2 separate regions of the Homo sapiens genome follow, and region 2 is linked to region 1. Evidence: read pairs that join two places in POLR2A ChIA-PET (ENCODE). Cell type or tissue: B cell. All regions are shown on one strand. Links, peaks and the distances in the headings refer to the core of each region. The heading gives the core; the rest is flanking DNA.

Region 1 (5,375 bases), core at 276-5,275:
TGCTGATTTCTGTGTTTTGCAAGGTACTGGATTTATCTGTGGATTGTTTCCCTCATCTGTGAAATGGGAATAATAATTTCTTTTTTTTTTTTTTGAGACGGAGTCTCGCTCTGTCGCCCAGGTTGGAGTGCAGTGGCGGGATCTCGGCTCACTGCAAGCTCCACCTCCTGGGTTCAAGCCATTCTCCTGCCTCAGCCTCCCAAGTAGCTGGGACTACAGGGGCCCGCCACCACGCCCGGCTAATTTTTTTTTTTTATTTTTTAGTACAGACGGGGTTTCACCATGTTAGCCAGGATGGTCTCGATCTCCTGACCTCGTGATCCGCCCGCCTCGGCCTCCCAAAGTGCTGGGATTACAGGTGTGAGCCACCGTGCCTGGCCCGGGAATAATAATTTCTGTTACCTCACAGTGTTGTTTTGAGAATCAAACTTTTTTATTTTATTTATTTATTTATCTATTTATTGAGACAAGGTCTGACTCCCCTCACCCAAGTGTACTGGTGTGATCTTGGCTCACTGTAGCCTCAACTTTCCAAGCTCAGGTGATCCTCCCACCTCAGCCTCCCTAGTAGCTGGGACTACAGGCACATGCCACCATGCCTGGCTAATTTTTTGTATCTTTAGTAGAGATAGGGTTTTGCCATGTTGCCCAGGCTGGTCACAATCTTCTAGGCTCAAGCAATCTCCTGCCTCAGCTTCCCAAAGTGCTAGGATTATAGGTGTTAGCTACTGCACCTGGCCAAGAATTAAACATTTTAAAAGAATGTGCTGGGCGCAGTGGCTCATGTCTGTAGTCCCAGCACTTTGGGAGGCCAAGGTGGGCAGATCACCTGAGGCTAGGAGTTCAAGACCAGCTTGGCCAACATAGTGAAACCCTGTCTGTACTAAAAGTACAAAAATTAGCCAAGCGTGGTGGTGCGCGCCTGTAATCCCAGCTACTACTCAGGAGGTTGAGGCAGGAGAATTGCTTGAACTTGGGAGGCAGAGGTTGCAGTGAGCTGAGATGGCACCACTACACTCCAGCCTGGGCAACAGAGCGAGACTCTGTCTCAAAAAAAAAAAAAGAAAGAAAGAAAGAGAAATACCTGAAACTGGGTAATTTATAAAGAAAAGAGGTTTAGTTGGCTCAGGGTTCCACAGGCTTTACAGGAAGCATGGCTGGGGACGCCTCAGGAAACTTTCAATCGTAGTAGAAGGCAAAGGGGAAACAAGCACATCATCATATGGCAGGAGCAGGGGGAAGAGTGAGAAGGGGGAGGTGCTCCACACCATTAAACAACCAGATCTCATGAGAACTCACTCACTATCAGCAGAACAGCAAGGGGGAAGTCTGCCTGCATGGCCCAATCACCTCCCACCAGGCCCCGCCTCCAACAGAGACACAAATCAAAACATATCACCTGGTAACAAACAGATATCAGGATTTACGTAATTTCAGGCACTGGGCTACCTTCTTTTGAGGATACAATGATGAATAGGACATAGTTCCTGTCCTCAATTTACCATTTATTAGAGGAAATAAACCAATAAATTTTAAATCACAACACAATATAATAAGTGCTGCAGAGAATTATGTTCCACATCCCACAGTTGTTAAGCCACTTCTTTTTTTTTTTTTTTTCCTGAAACGGCATTTCACTCTTCTTGCCCAGGCTGGAGCACAATGGCACAATCTTGGTTCACTGCAACCTCCGCCTCACGGGTTCAAGCAAGTCCCCTGCCTCGGCCTGCTGAGTAGCTGGGATTACAAGTGTGAACCACTGCAGCTGGCTAATTTTTTTTTTTGTATTTTTAGTACAGATGGGGTTTCACCGTGTTGGCCAGGCTGGTCTCGAACTCCTGACCTCAGATAATCCACCCGCCTCAGCCTCCCAAAGTGCTGGGATTACAGGCGTGAGCCACCGTGCCCAGCTGAAGAGTTTGAATTTTATTCTCAGTGTTTGGGGAAGTCGCTGGAGGCTTTTAACCAGGGCATCCTGTAATCTCATTGCATTTACAGAGCATTTTCACATGTACTTCCTCCTTGAAGACGCACCTCCACCTAAGACCAAGAACTAGAGTTCTCATGTTGCAGAGGAGGAAACTGAGGTTCATATTGGTTCAGCCACTTGCCTGGGGGTCCTATGACTAGTGGTGGAGCTGGAGCTTATCAAGCCCATATATTCTGATTCTCAGTCTTTATACAGCTATTTCCTCATCTATGATTGTGAGTGCATGAATTAATGAATCAATCAATCATGTTCTTGTTGGGGTCCATCCAAGCCAGGGTCCCAGAGTGTAGCTTGAGGATGCACATTGCTTTCCAGACTGGAGCTGGGGAATAGGCAGTCCCTTCCTAAAGTGTTCAGTGACCACAGTGCATATGCGTGTGTGTGTGTCCTCTCTCTGCCCAGGTGGATGAAGAAACCCCGATGTGGTGTCCCTGATCACCCCCACTTAAGCCGTAGGCGGAGAAACAAGCGCTATGCCCTGACTGGACAGAAGTGGAGGCAAAAACACATCACCTACAGGTGCTTCGACTCTCCCTCTTCCTCCCTGCCTTTGGCTCCACCCTCACTCTGTTTTTCCTGGCCTGAGTTTCAAAGGCTCACAATGTAGGGGGGCCTGGGGATCAGGCTTACAACATAGGCCAAGAGCCAGGCATGTGGGCATTGGCACTAGGTGCTGAGAGCCCATAACCTTGTCCTCCTTGTGGCTTCCACAGGATGCTGTGACTCCAACCTCAGGTTTATTTGGTCCTCTGGGGGCTCTTAGTTGTCTTCTGTTTAGATGCCTATAGTTTTTAGGTTACAGGAAGTGGGGTATGAATGGTTTGGTAACTTTCAGCTGTGAAAAAGAATCGTGGCTTGCAGTGAGCTATATCATGCCACTGCACTCCAGCCTGCGTGACAGAGTGAGACTCTGTCTCCAAAACAAAACAAATGAAACAAAAACCACAAAACAAAACAAACAAAACCATGGCTTAATTCAGTCTCCTTATCACTGCCTGCCAAACCCCATTCCCTCTGATCTGGATCCTCCCACCCCAAAATCCACCTGATGGACTTCACCTGAGATTCCCAACGCAGAGTTCCAGTTGTTTCTTAAGGAGTATAAAGAACTGGGACCTGAATCATAATAGTGTCATCTTTGACTGTCTGGAGGAACCAAGGGCAGAGCAGGATCCATCTCCAAGTCAGATCAGTGGCCCAAGAACTAGATGATGGAGCCCATCACAGCAGACTGAAGCACCGGAGTGAGGCTGGGGCAAGGGCCAGGCATTGAGCAGGCTCAGGTGGGGGTGGGGCAAGGGGCAGGCACTGGACAGGCTCAGGTGGGGCTGGGGCAAGGGCCAGGCATGGGCAGGCTCAGGTGGGGCTGGGGCAAGGGCCAGGCATGGGCAGGCTCAGGTGGGGCTGGGGCAAGGGCCCGGCATGGGCAGGCTCAGGTGGGGCTGGGGCAAGGGCCAGGCATGGGCAGGCTCAGGTGGGGCTGGGGCAAGGGCCAGGCATGGGCAGGCTCAGGTGGGGCTGGGGCAAGGGCCAGGCATGGGCAGGCTCAGGTGGGGCTGGGGCAAGGGCCAGGCATGGGCAGGCTCAGGTGGGGCTGGGGCAAGGGCCAGGCATGGGCAGGCTCGGGTGGGTGCTGGCTGGCACTTCTCAAGGCTCTGCTGTCATCTCAGGTGGATCCCTTTGGTGCAGAGGCAAGATCTAAGACAGAGATCCTCAAGAGTTGAACTAAGGGCTCCCCTGCTGACAAGCACTCCCTACAGAACGGGACTTTTTTTTTTTTTTTTTTTTTTTCAGAAATCTGACAAGAGAAGGAAAGTTAGGGTTGAACTAAGGGCTCTTCTGCTGATAAGCTGTCCCTTCAGAACGGGATTTTTTTTTTCCAGAAATCTGACAAGAGAAGGAAACTTAAGAATCTAGGTTAGAAACTGAATAGACTCTTGGGTCTCTTGAAGGGGTAGAGTGGATCAAGAGAAAGAAGCACTGGGTTCTAACCCAACTCTGAGTAACTTCTATCACTAGACTTCTCTGGGCTTCAGTTTCCTTACGTGTGGAGTAGGTAGAATAATCCATGCCCCAGAGGGTCACAGGGCAGGGAACCCACAGGTAGTAACGTTGTTTTGTGAAGAACCAATGCAATATGAACACAGCGACGCTAAACAGCTAAACCTATAATGGATTAAATCAGATACCGGCCAGCTTCTAGGCAGACAAGCCAAAGATTGGTACCAAAGATTTTTTAAAGAGACTTTTCACTTAAACTCCTCTCTATTATTTGAATATTTTTATAACTTTTATAAATGAACATATTTCGTATTAGGGAAAAAAACTTAAAATTCAGAAAATGCTATCTACCAATTTCCTTTGGGTTTTTTTTTTTTTTTTTTGAGACAGAGTCTCACTCTTGTTACCCAGGCTGGAGTGCAGTGGTGCAATCTTGGCTCACTGCAACCTCTGCCTCCGGGTTCAAGCAATTATCCTGCTTCAGCCTCCCGAGTAGCTGGGATTACAGACTCACACCACCACGCCTGGCTAATTTTTGTACTTTTAGTAGAGACAGGGTTTCACCATGTTGGTCAGGCTGGTCTCGAACTCCTGACCTCATGTGGTCCGCCAGCCTCGGCCTCCCAAAGTGCTGGGATTACAGGCGTGAACCGCTGCGCCCAGCCCCAATTTACTTTTCTCAACAAACTAGAGTGGAATCCTTTATTCGACACAGCTTTGCTGGAGATCAAATGGAAAACACTGAGTAAAGCAAAGCCATCTGACTGAGGCAGGGTGGGGATCCAGAGCTCTGTTACTCAGCCTCTTCTTCAATCCCTGAGGCAGCTAAGCAGAATTCTAGGGTTCAAAATCAGATCACTGAGCCACATTGTCTCAGGTATCTATTTTAGCTCTGCTAGTCTCTGACTCTCTGATCTTGCCTAATGATCCTCCCCTCTCTCACCAGCATTCACAACTATACCCCAAAAGTGGGTGAGCTAGACACGCGGAAAGCTATTCGCCAGGCTTTCGATGTGTGGCAGAAGGTGACCCCACTGACCTTTGAAGAGGTGCCATACCATGAGATCAAAAGTGACCGGAAGGAGGCAGACATCATGATCTTTTTTGCTTCTGGTTTCCATGGCGACAGCTCCCCATTTGATGGAGAAGGGGGATTCCTGGCCCATGCCTACTTCCCTGGCCCAGGGATTGGAGGAGACACCCACTTTGACTCCGATGAGCCATGGACGCTAGGAAATGCCAACCATGACGGTAAGGCCATGAGGGGACAGGGGTCAGTCTTGGGCTGCTCAGTTGTTGGGAAAGAACTTGGAGGACATCCTAGATGAGTTTCCTGCTTTCTAGAGCCTCTTGTCCAAGAACTAAGACCGTAAGAGGGTGGGAA
Region 2 (5,375 bases), core at 281-5,280, 550 kb after region 1:
TGCTGACAATTACTTCTTTGGTGGTTTTTTTTGTTTGTTTTTGTTTTTTGGCTTTTTTTTTTTTTTGAGATGGAATCTTGCTCTGTCACCCAGACTGGTTTGCAGTGGCACGATGTCAACTCACTGCAACCTCCGCCTCCTGGGTTCAAGTGATTCTCCTGCCTCAGCCTCCTGAGTAGCTGGGATTACAGGTTCCCACCACCATGCCCGGCTAATTTTTGTATTTTTAGTAGAGACGGGGTTTCACCATGTTGGCTAGGATTGTCTCGATCTCTTGACCTTGTGATCCTCCCACCTCGACCTCCCAAAGTGCTGGGACTACAGGCATGAGCCACTGCGCCTAGCCTGGAATGGGTTGTTTAATAGATAGCTTATTGTCCTTCACATGTATAATCCTTTACATTATACACTTGTGAAAAATTTTCATTGTGAAAAACTAAAATTTAGGAAAGTATTTAAGAAGAAAGGAACAATCACCAATAACCTATAACTTATTTTTTTCTTCCTGTCTTTACAAAAGAATCAGTGGCTGGGTACCATGGCTCATGCCTCTAATTCCAGCACTTTGGGAGGCTGAGTCAGGAGGATCACTTGAACCTGGGAGTTTGAGACCAGCCCAGACAAACACATAGCAAGACCCTGTCTCTACCAGATAACAAATTAGCTGGGTGTGGTGGCTTGCACCTGTAGTCCCAGGTGCTTGGGAGGCTGAGTAAGGAGGATCACATGAGCCCAGGAAGTCGAGGCTACAGTGATCCAGGTTTGAGCCACTGTAGACCAGCCTGAGTGACAGAGTGAGCAAGACCTTGTCTCCAAAAAAATAAATTCATATGAGTTTTTTTCTTTTCTTTTCTTTTCTTTTTTTTTTGAGACAGAATTTCACTCTTGTTGCCCAGGCTAGAATGTAATGGTGCGATCTTGGCTCACTGGAACCTCCACCTCCTGGGTTCAAGTGATTCTCCTGCCTCAGCCTCCCAGGTAGCTGGAATTACAGGCATGTGCCACCATGCCTGGCTAATTTTGTATTTTTAGTAGAGACGGGGTTTCTGCATGTTGGTTAGGCTGGTCTCAAACTCCTGACCTCAGGTGATCCGGCAGCCTCGGCCTCCCAAAGTTCTGGGATTATAGGCATGAGCCACCATGCCTGGCCTTTTTTTTTTGTTTTTGTTTTTTAAAGAGACAGGTTCTTGCTCTGTCACTCAGGCTGGAGTACAGTGGCACAATCATAACTCACTGCAGTCTCAACCTCCTGGGCTCAAGCGATCCTCCTGCCTCAGCCTTTTCAGTAGCTGGGATTATAAGCCTGAGCCACCTCATCTGGCTGTGTATGAGTTTTAATGTGAGCTCCATGTGGTACAATTTTGCATCCTGCCTTTTTATGTAATATATTGCAAGCAAATTCTTCATAAAATGTGCTGCTATTAAACATTAGACATGTACTCACTTCTGTGATTTTTTTCCATACTCATTTATTGCAAAGAAAGTGTTCTGGTAGGAGGCAGGCATTGCTCTGGCAGTGCTCTGGCATTGCTTGGGCAGTGTAGGCTGTCAAGAGCCAAAGTATAAGGCTGGATGCAGTGGCTCGTGCTTGTAATCCTGTAATCCCAGCACTTTGGGAGGCCCAGGCGGGAGGATTGCTTGAACCCAGGAGTTTGAGATCAGCCTAGGAACATAGATACTCTCTCTGCAAAAAAAAAAAAAAAAAAAAAAAAAAAAGCTGGGTGTGCTGACGCATGCCTGTGATTCCAGCTACTCGGGAGGCTGAGGCAGGAGTATTGCTTGAGCCCAGGAGTCTGAGGCTGCAGTGAGCTATGATAGCGCCACTGCATTCCAGCCTGGACAACAGAATGAGACCCTGTCTAAAAAAAATTTTAAAAAGTCCAGAGTTTAGTGGGAGGAAAGAGTTAGGCTGGGGTAAGTCTGCTGTAAGGAAGTGGCCTGTTCAAGTGCCCTTAGAGTTCAGAGTGGCTACATGTCCATCAGAACCACCACTAGCTCCTCCGATAGCATTTAGGACCCTGCAGATTAGTAGATTAATTACCTCAGTGATCACAAGAAGTGTTCTTTTTTTTTTTCTTTTTCAAGATGGAGTCTTGCTCTGTCACCCAGGCTGGAGTGCAGTGGCGTGATCTCGGCTCACTGCAACCTCCGCCTCCCAGGTTCAAGCTATTCTTCTGCCTCAGCCTCCCAAGTAGCTGGGATTACAGGCGCCTGCCGCCGCGCCCCACTAATTTTGTATTTTTAGTAGAGATGGGGTTTCACCATGTTGGCCAGGCTGGTCTCAAACTCCTGACCTTGTGATCCGCCTGCCTCGGCTTCCCAAAGTGTTGGGATTACAGGCTTGAGTCACCGCACCCGGCCGGAAGTGTTCTTTTATGGGGGCCACTTTTCTTGTAAATGGCCTAATCCAGTACACCTTTTTTTTCCATCAAAAGGAAATTGGCTTTACTGTTTGGTTCTGATCATAAATATAAATTTTATTCATTGCAGCACGAGTACACGAGACAGGATTGAGAAAGGAGAGATTCAAATTGTGACTTCAGATTCAAAGGCAATTAAAGGAATTAAACGTGAATATTTTTACTGTTTTATTGTTCTATGATTAAAAAAAAATCTGGGTAAAACTTATAGGAAAATACAAATGATCAGAATGGACTCAAGAAGTAGGAAATATAGCTGGGCATGGTGGCAGGTGCCTGCAATCCCAGCTACTTGGGAGGCTGAGGCAGGAGAATCACTTGAACCCGAGAAGCAGAGGTTGCAGTAAGCCGAGATCATGCCATTGCACTCCAGCCTGGGCGACAAGAGCGAGACTCCTCAAAAAACAAACCAACAAACAAAAAAAGAAGTAGGAAATATACATAGATCAAAGAAAGTATAAACAATTCTGGGCGCAGTGGTTCACGCCTGTAATACCAGCACTTTGGGAGGTTGATGTGGGCAGATCACTTGAGGTCAGGTGTTTGATACCAGCCTGGCCAACATGGTGAAACCCAATCTCTACTCAAAATACAAAAATTAGCTGGGTGTGGTGGCATGCGCCTGTAGTCCCAGCTACTCAGGAGGCCTAGGCTCCAGAATTGCTTGAACCTGGGAGGTGGAGGATACGGTGAGCTGAGATGGCACCACTGCACTCAGCCTGGGTAAAAGAGTATGACTCTGTCTCAAAAAATAAATAAATAAACAGACCTCGTACAGCCTTCCAAAAGTAGCACCAAGTATTAATATCTCAACTTTTGTTTGCTTCGTTTTTAATTTTTTTTGTTTTTAAGAGACGAGCGTTTGCTATGTTTCTCAGGCTGGTCTTGAACTCCTGGGCTCAAAGAAACAACTTGGCTCTGCCTTCCAAGTAGCTGGGGCTATAGGCATACATTACTGTGCCTGGCATTTGTTTGCTTCCTTTGTAACTCTTTAAATTTCATTGCAATTACAGTTTGCAGTTATTTATCAGTTTGCTGGCTAAATTTTTGTGTTTCCCCGGTAGACTGAAGGGTTCTTGAGGGCAGGAGCTGTGTCTCTTTTGGTCTTGATTGTTTCCTTAAATAGTCGCTGAGCAAATATTTGTTGAATAATGCATCAGCAGATGACTGAATTTAACTGTGAAAGCAGTTGTTTTTTTGTAGTTCTGAGGGGTGGCCCTTGGCCCTTGTAGGTGAGTGGTAAGCAGTGTTGAGGGAGGGTCTTCTTAGTTCCAGAAACCACAGGAAGCTGCACGATGGAGGAATAGGAACCAGTGGAAGACACACCTGTGTTAGAATGAGGACACCAACAGGGTTTCATGGAGCTTTGTGTTTTGAATAATGCCTGTTTTTTTATGTGTAGTGAATGATGCTACACTCTGGGTGGACTTTGCCTAAGTTTCATAAATATTTAATTGGCTTTTTCAGGAGAATAAAGGCAGCCCCGTTGATGACTGAAAATGACAAAGCATCCACCTAACAGACGAGGAATCAGCTTTGAAGTGGGAGCCCAGTTGGAAGCCCGGGACCGTTTAAAAAACTGGTACTTTTACATTTTTCTGTTAATTAAAGCCCTTCAGTAAAGGATTTTTGCCAGCACTGATAGAGTGGTAGCTTAGGCTTTTTTTGTGGTGTTTTTCTACTTCCTGACTCTTGGAAGATGTGAGGAAATGTCAGTCTTTTCTCTTTGATGCAGGGATCCCAGTGTCAGGGTGACTGTCCTGTAACCCCCTGTATATATTTGTTTCCCCCTTTTGCCTGTTCATCTGAAAGAGTTCTGGGAAAAAGAAGCAGGAATGGCTACAGGGAAGGGAAGAGTTAATAGTGGCAGCTCTCTTGCTCCTGGCTGCCTGTCTGAAAAAAGAGGAAAGATCAGGGATGGAATAGTGAAGAAAAAGGGGTTCGATTGGAGCAGCTCATGTGTTGTGAACACCCCATCCTATTTTCTGGGCATGATCTTGTATGTTGAAATACAGTCATCATGTAAGGGCACACTGTCAGGGTGATTAGGTTCAGAAGCTGAGGGGTTATAGTCCCAGCTGTGTCATTGACTTGTGACCTCTGGCTGGTAATTAGCTGCTTTGTGCATTGGCTTATCTATAAATGTGGGTATTGGTAATATTGACCTCATAGGGTTATTCTGAGAATCAAATGATAGAATATGTAAGGAAAGACCTTATAGACTGTGAAGTGATTGTTGTGGTTGAGGGCATCCTAGAATTTGGTCATTTTTTGGTGCTCAAGGTGAGCGTGGGGTTTTCAGAACTTATACCTCTTTAAGGGTTTTTGTTTTTTTTTTTTAGACAGAGATTCGCTCTGTCACCCAGGCAGATCTTGGCTCACTGCAACCTCTGCCTCCCAGGTTCAAGCAGTTCTCGTGCCTCAGCCTCCTGAGTAGCTGGTATTGCAGATGTGTGCCACCATGCCTGGCTAATTCCTTTTTGAGCTAAAGAAGGAAGAGTTTAACCCTTTTTGAGATTCTTTCAAAATAGATTGATCAGCTCTTCAGGTGTAGGAAGATAAGACAGGAGAAGAGAGGCATAGAAGCAGCTGGTACAGAAAACTGTCTTTGCTATTAGAATTAGGTACACTTGGCTGGGCGCGGTGGCTCACGCCTGTAATCCCAGCACTTTGGGAGGCCGAGGTGGGTGGATCACCTGAGGTCTGGAGTTCGAGACCAGCCTGGCTAAAGTGGCGAAACCCCGTCTCTACTAAAAATACAAAAAATTAGCCGGGCATGGTGGTGCATGCCTGTAATCCCAGCTTCTCGGGAGGCTGAGCCAGGAGAATTGCTTGAACCCGGGAGGTGGAGGTTGCAGTGAGCCGAGATTGCACCACTGCACTCCAGCCTGGGCAACAGAGTGAGACTCGGTCTGAAAAAAAAAAAAAAAAAAGAATTAGGTACACTTGGCCAGT

What was found. ChIA-PET counts read pairs that join two places held together with the same protein. Peaks named below come from ENCODE experiments on the same cell type or tissue, not always from the same donor. Only the 100,000 strongest peaks of a DNase experiment are listed, where the experiment ranks them.
Region 2: POLR2A ChIA-PET joins it to region 1 with 10 read pairs; 1 of 35 experiments calls an interaction of 5 or more read pairs at or near these places.

Annotation. Positions count from the first base shown.
Region 1 is chr20:35,249,513-35,254,887 of GRCh38, forward strand. All of the region lies in intron 2 of MMP24-AS1-EDEM2 (MMP24-AS1-EDEM2 readthrough), which reads right to left. MMP24 (matrix metallopeptidase 24) reads left to right here. Exons shown (of 9, transcript NM_006690.4): 3 at 2,393-2,509; 4 at 4,938-5,242. Among named protein-coding and RNA genes, the nearest start is that of MMP24, 26 kb to the left of the region's middle. In B cell, for the core only: no CTCF peak of the experiment used is centred there; a DNase peak (open chromatin) is centred at 2,749; H3K27ac peaks cover 1,822 bases.
Region 2 is chr20:35,797,604-35,802,978 of GRCh38, forward strand. PHF20 (PHD finger protein 20) reads left to right here. Exons shown (of 18, transcript NM_016436.5): 2 at 3,888-4,002. The coding sequence starts at 3,920. Among named protein-coding and RNA genes, the nearest start is that of PHF20, 28 kb to the left of the region's middle. In B cell, for the core only: no CTCF peak of the experiment used is centred there; no DNase peak of the experiment used is centred there; H3K27ac peaks cover 1,409 bases.